2 separate regions of the Homo sapiens genome follow, and region 1 is linked to region 2. Evidence: chromatin contacts called from ENCODE Hi-C or POLR2A ChIA-PET data. All regions are on one chromosome and are shown on one strand. The core of a region is the stretch at or near the end of the contact, and the rest is flanking DNA. Distances in the headings are between cores, read along the strand shown. Region 1 overlaps LOC107986454 (a long non-coding RNA gene). Region 2 has its middle 98 kb from the start of ARAP3.

What was found. Hi-C counts contacts between places; a loop is a spot of excess contacts on that map. ChIA-PET counts read pairs that join two places held with the same protein, here RNA polymerase II (POLR2A). Pooled maps may share reads with other maps.
Region 1: POLR2A ChIA-PET joins it to region 2 with 11 read pairs in WTC11. The contact joins two enhancer-like sites. A Hi-C loop is called at or near these places in 1 of 50 pooled maps. POLR2A ChIA-PET finds 5 or more read pairs at or near these places in 5 of 52 experiments (H1, K562, PC-9 and 1 more).

Annotation. Positions count from the first base shown.
Region 1 is chr5:141,820,601-141,823,582 of GRCh38, forward strand. LOC107986454 (a long non-coding RNA gene) reads right to left here. Exons shown (of 3, transcript XR_001742906.2): 1 at 889-2,982. Among named protein-coding and RNA genes, the nearest start is that of PCDH1, 56 kb to the right of the region's middle. RefSeq lists an enhancer at 2,439-2,939. Within about 2 kb of position 1,689, at least 13 of the 41 ENCODE cell types and tissues checked have a DNase peak (open chromatin) inside an H3K27ac peak, as active enhancers do.
Region 2 is chr5:141,778,552-141,781,478 of GRCh38, forward strand. No RefSeq gene overlaps it. Among named protein-coding and RNA genes, the nearest start is that of ARAP3, 98 kb to the left of the region's middle. Within about 2 kb of position 1,325, at least 7 of the 41 ENCODE cell types and tissues checked have a DNase peak (open chromatin) inside an H3K27ac peak, as active enhancers do.

The DNA.
Region 1 (2,982 bases), core at 439-2,938, 42 kb after region 2:
TTTTTCTGTGTGTGTATGGATTTTGTTTGTTTGTTTGTTTGAGACTGAGTTTCGCTCTGTGGCCCAGGCTAGAGTGCAGTGGTGCGATCTCAGCTCGCTGTAACCTCCGCCTCCCAGGTTAAAACGATTCTCCTGCCTCAGCCTCCTGCGTAGCTGGGATTACAGGCATGCGCCACCATGCCCGGCTAATTTTTTGTATGTTTAATAGAGTCAGGGTTTCACCATGTTGGCCAGACTGGTCTCCAACTCTTGACCTCAAGTGATCCGTCCGCCTCGGCCTCCCAACGTGCTGGGATTACAGGCATGAGCCACCGCGCCCAGCCTAGATGTTTTTTAAAACTTTCTGGTAGCTGGTCAGGTGTGGTGACTCACACCTGTAATCCCAGCACTTTGGCAGGCTGAGGCAGGCGAATCACCTGAGGTCGGGAGTTTGAGACCAGCCTGGCCAACATGGAGAAACCCCGTCTCTACTAAAAATACAAAATTAGCCAGGCGTGGTGGCGCATGCCTGTAATCCCAGCTACTCGTGAGGCTGAGGCAGGAGAATCGTTTGAACCCGGGAGGCGGAGGTTGCGGTGAGCAGAGATTGCGCCATTGAACTCCAGCCTGGGCAACAAGAGCGAAACTTCGTCAAAAAAAAAAAAAAAAGAAAAATCTCTGGTAGCCTGAGGTCCTAGGAGATTTAAAACAACAACAACAAAAATAACAAAAACAAACAAAAAACAACTATTGCTGACTTTTTTCTCTATCTGGTCTTTAGGATATTAGCCCCAGGATGGATTCTTGCCCTGGGTGTGTCTTTCTCTAGTTCCCAAACAGAATTTTATCCAAAGGTGGATGATAGGGGGTGAGGGTGCAGTATTTTTGGTGAATTGGTCTTCTCCCTACCCTGGCTGGGATGGGGGCCACTTGGGGACACTTTCCAGGCCCAGCTGGTCCTCTGCCCATCTGCATCCCTGCCTCCTGACTCATTTCATTCCAACCAATAGAGTCTTAGCATGCAAATTTAATGAATAGGCAAAGAAATGATTGGCTCATTTTCCCTGATGTAATAATGCCACTATTCAAGTAACTCCTATGAACCCTACCCCCACCCCAGTTCAGGGCATTTGATCATGTTCTGGCAAGAATCCCCAACTCCTGTTTTCCCTTTTTTTCCCCATTCTGAGTTAGCGAATCACTTCAAAATGCCCGACTCATCTCTCCAGGGGTGGGATGTCTGGAGGGCCAGGAAGCCACCCTTAGGCCTGAACCACTGCCATCTTTCTGGGAGGCCCCTTATGCCTCTGCGGACTGTGGGTAGCATCAAATCCAGGATAACAGAGCCCATTTACTAAGACGTTTTGCGAGAATCCATGTCCAAAGCCTTCCTGAAACCAAACCCCAGCATATCGGCTGTTCCTTTCAGCCCCTAATTTAGTAATTCTATTGAGAAAAAGAGATTGTGGGTTTTTTTATTTGGTGTGATTTATTCTTTATCATATAAATAATAATAATTTACACAAAGCTCATCCCCAAACAGAAGAGAATCTGTACATAAAAATAAACAAAAATTAAACTGAGCTGGGCCTGGTGCCCAGAAAACCAGCCAATTCCAAACACAACCAGGGGGAACAAATTCTCCAGGTCCTGGGAGCTCTGGGGCCTTGGCTGGAATTCTGGGTGGAGACTCTGGTCCGGGAAGCCATTGCCCTCTTTCCTGTACATCCTGTGCCGGATGATGGCACATCTGGCAGCCAACACTCATGGACAGCCAACCAGCAAGCTCACTGGGTTGGGAGGTGGGTGGGACTTGAGCTTAAGGGAAGAATCAGTTTTAAAACTCCTGGGCAGTGTTGCTTGCTTCTGGCTTCCCCAGGGGCTGTGAGAGATACTGTGGCTGGGGAGATGGGTGTTGGCCACCATCCAAAGGGGTGGAAGCTGCCTATGGCTCCATCTTTCTCCTGTAGCTCCTTAGAGGCATGAGTTGGACAGAGTACCCACTGGTCTTCTTTTCCCTTGGAGCTCTAGCTCCCTCTCTGGAGGCTCGTTATTTCTTATAGATATTGAAAGATGACAAGCAATCTTCTTGGCCATTGATTAATTTCCCTCAGCAGGCACTCTTTGGCTGTTCGAAACTTCTCCTTCACCACCTCCATCTTATTGCAGAAAAATCTCTTAAGAAGAAGACTGCCTTCCACATTCTGGTTTCGTACCTTTACTTACAAAGGGAGGAGTATATGTGGCTTAAACTGCTGTTTGGTTTGACTGTAAGCCCCATCCTCCCATCCCAAGGCAGGGGTTAGATCTGCATTGGTCTATAGGTACACAGTCATTTGCAATTAGAGACTTTATAAATGGTGAAGTTGATCATGATAGTGAACGCGATAAGGCTAAGATGGTGATGGAGAAGATAAAAGGAAAAGGGATTTTGATAGCAGTGCTGAGCCTGCCCTTGTGTCTGGGGTGATTATCTGGCTTAGCCTGAAATGAGAAATTGTGAAGGTGGTGGTGAAAGCTAAGGACAGGAGAAGAGGAAAGTGAAGGTAAATGTGTCCAGGTACAGGTGAAGCTTCCAGAGAAGAGAGGTAGCACAGCCCAGTGGTTAGGAGTCTAGATTCTGGGGCAGGACATTCTGGTTTCAAATTCTAGCTCGACCACATACTAGCTTAGGGAAGTATTTAACCTCTCTGAGCCTCAGCCTCCCCAGCTGTAAAATGGGAATCATAACAGTACCTGCCTCAGAGGGTGGCTCATGGTAAGCGCTGTATGAGCATGTGCAACCTAAGGTATAGGTGGGATTACAGTTACAGCCAGAGGAAGGGCCACAAAGCACAGCAAGCAGCACTGGGAAGATTCAGGAGATCTCGATCAGGCCCCATCACAGTCCTGTGTGACTTTCCCCATCTGGGCCTCAGGTGCCTTGTCAAAGGAGAGTTGAAGTAAATAATATTCAGCCCTCAGAAAGTCCCCTTGGGCAGCAAAGCTCTGTATGCATGACTG
Region 2 (2,927 bases), core at 75-2,574:
CAAGAGGACTCTAAGCGCAGAGACAGGGGAAACCTGAGATAAAGAGTTGGGATGAGGGGCAAGGAGTCCAATTCTATGAAACCATTCAGGATGCAAAAAATGTGGCCCTGAACTACTTACAAATCTCAGGATTTGTAAGTAGTTCCTCAGATTACTTGTGAAGTTCAAGCCCATGCCCCTTCCCTCAGGTTAGCCTAGGGTGGGAGAGGCCCCCGTGACCCCTCCTCCCTAAGCAGGGAGCCCCCACTCCCTAGTGACTTCCCTCCAGCCAGCTTCCCTACAGACTCCCCTGGGATCGCACAAATCCTGAGACTACTCACAAGAATGCCTCCTCCACATCCACACTCATCTGGCTTCTTCTCAGCTCACATGTCACAGCCCAAATGTCACTTTACCAGAAAGGCCTTCCCTGATGAGCCATCTATCCCCCACCTGCCCGTGACCTTTTCATTGTCCTCATAGCTCAGATCACTCTTTGGAATCCCCCACTGATTTGCTTCCGGGCCTATGGTCATCTCCAGCATCCTCCTGGGATGGAAGCTCCCTGAGGGCAGGGGCCTCCCTGTCGTATTCTATCACCTGCCCGTAGAACAGCATTTGGCACAGAGTGGGTGCTCCACAGAGCTCCCACTTACCATGTGCCAAGAACTATTTGAGTTGATTTGCATACATTATTTTATCATGTCCCAACAATCTTGGAAATAGAAGGTATGATTATTTATCATTTTTCAGATGGAAACACTGAAGACAGAAAGATAAGTGATTTGCTAAAGGTCACACAACCAGGAAGTGGTAGAGTCCCTGTTTGGGCCTAAATCTGTCTGACCTCAAAGCTCAGAACATTTGGAATGTAGGAGCAAAGGGGCTATTAGAAATCTTGCAGAGGGCCGAGGGGGTAGTGTTGACCCAAACCTCCCAAGTTACTGCTAAGGAAGCATCAGCCCAGAACCAGGAGGTCCCTTCTAAAGCTGTTGTTACTTAATTTAGGATTTCTAAAGGGAAGTCCTGCTTTAACCAGCTGCTGTCCAACTTCTGGAATTTGTTACCCCCAAGGGGTCTTCACAAGCTGAAAATAGAATGGAGTTCAGAAAGGGTTGCACAAAATTAATGGATGACAGGACCCCAGTGGTAATTAAAGGAAGCAAGAGATGCTGGGGGTTTGGGCCTAGACGTTTGAGGTCAGCATCATGCTGGGGACTGCCACGGTCTCCCCCCAAATGGGTCCCAGGTGCCCCAGCAGAGTGAGCCAAGCCGCAGGCTGGGAAGCAGGGGGGAGGTGAATGATGTCAACGTCCCCACCCACTCTCTGGCAGGATTTGGCCGCCTGGCTGCTTCCTCCTCACATCCCCAGGCCCAGCTGGGCTGTCAGGGGTTGCTGACTCACTCACCTGGCCAAGATGGCCAATTTGCACATGTTCTCAATATTTTCTTTGCTAATTTTTAAAAATAAAATGCTATTTTTGCAAAGTCTTCATTACTTCCTAATTATTCATACTCCTTCCACTTTTTTGTCTTGTTAAATACAAAACTCAATAATCAGCTCACTTTTCTAAGATTACTTGTGAAGTTCAAGCCCATGCCCCTTCCCTCAGGTTAGCCTAGGGTGGGAGAGGCCCCCATCACCCCTCCTCCCGAAGCATGGAGCCCCCACTCCCTAGTGACTTCCCTCCCGCCAGCTTCCCTACAGACTCCCCTGAGATTGCACTGCTTTATTCGACTGTCCTGGCATCCCCACCTCTCCTTATCTTCCCCTCTCCATCCAGAGCTTCTCCCTCTGTGCTCTCTTCACCCACCCCTCCCTTCTCCCTCCCTTCCTTCCTTCTATCAGTCTATCCACCCTCCTGTGGCCTCCCCCTCTACCTAACCAAATTATTCATCCTCCTCCTCCACCGGCCCCCTCCTTCCCCAGACTCCTTTCCTCCCCTATCCTTTACCCTCCCCTCCCCTCCCCTCCCCAACGCAGCACCTTCACACCTGGGAGCTACCCTCAGAGCCTGAAGGGTCTCTCTCACCCTACCCACCTCCTCCTGAAATATCATCCGCAGGCCTCAGTGATGCTGCACTGCTGGCTGCTCCAGCAGGTGGGTGCTGCGGTTCTCTCCGCTGATAATTCATTCCCCCTAGCCCTGCATAATCCTCCTTAAATCAGTTAATCCCTGAAAACTCACTTCTTCAGGCCCAAGAGCAGCAAGGAGGAGCGGGACGGGTCCCTAGGACTATAAATCCCTAGAGTACTGGGGCCAGGATGCAGTCCCTCTTTCAGCCACGCTGGAGTGTCAGGGATGAGACTAGCAGCTCCCCGCAGATCCTGCTGACAGGCCAACTTTATGGAAGCCTTGGCAGGGACAGCAGCCCCCTCTTATCCCAGGTAGTGGAGTCTTGTGGCCACCAAGGGGTAGGTGGATATGATGGGGGAGTTGCTGCTGGACCTGAGCCCCTTCTTCCAAATAACAGGCACCCCTGGGCTCTCTGGCAGGGGCCTGATTTCTGCCTGGGCTTTTGCTGCTGCAGTTTCCAATGCTCAGACACCCGCATGTGTGTCCACGTGGCCATGTTCACATGGCACATGCATCCACCTCACACATCTCTACACACTGTATACATCAGAACAGGGCTTCTCAAATTTGGGTGCACCAGAATCACCTAGAAATCCTATTTGAGTGCTAAGCCCCACTTCTTGGGTTTCTGATTCAGTAGGTTTGGGGAGGGGCCTGAAAATGTGCATTTCAAGCACATCAAGTGCTGCTGATGCTGCTGGCCCGAGTACTACACTCTGAGAACCACTGCTCTAGAGATGCCCACATGTGCATACACACAAGAGTACACGTTCATGCACAGAAGGTTTTGCAAAATGAGGAGTGAAGCTACTAGGAAGAACTGAAGCTGTGAGCTCAGTTTGGGGATTACTCAGCCTAAGAACACAAACT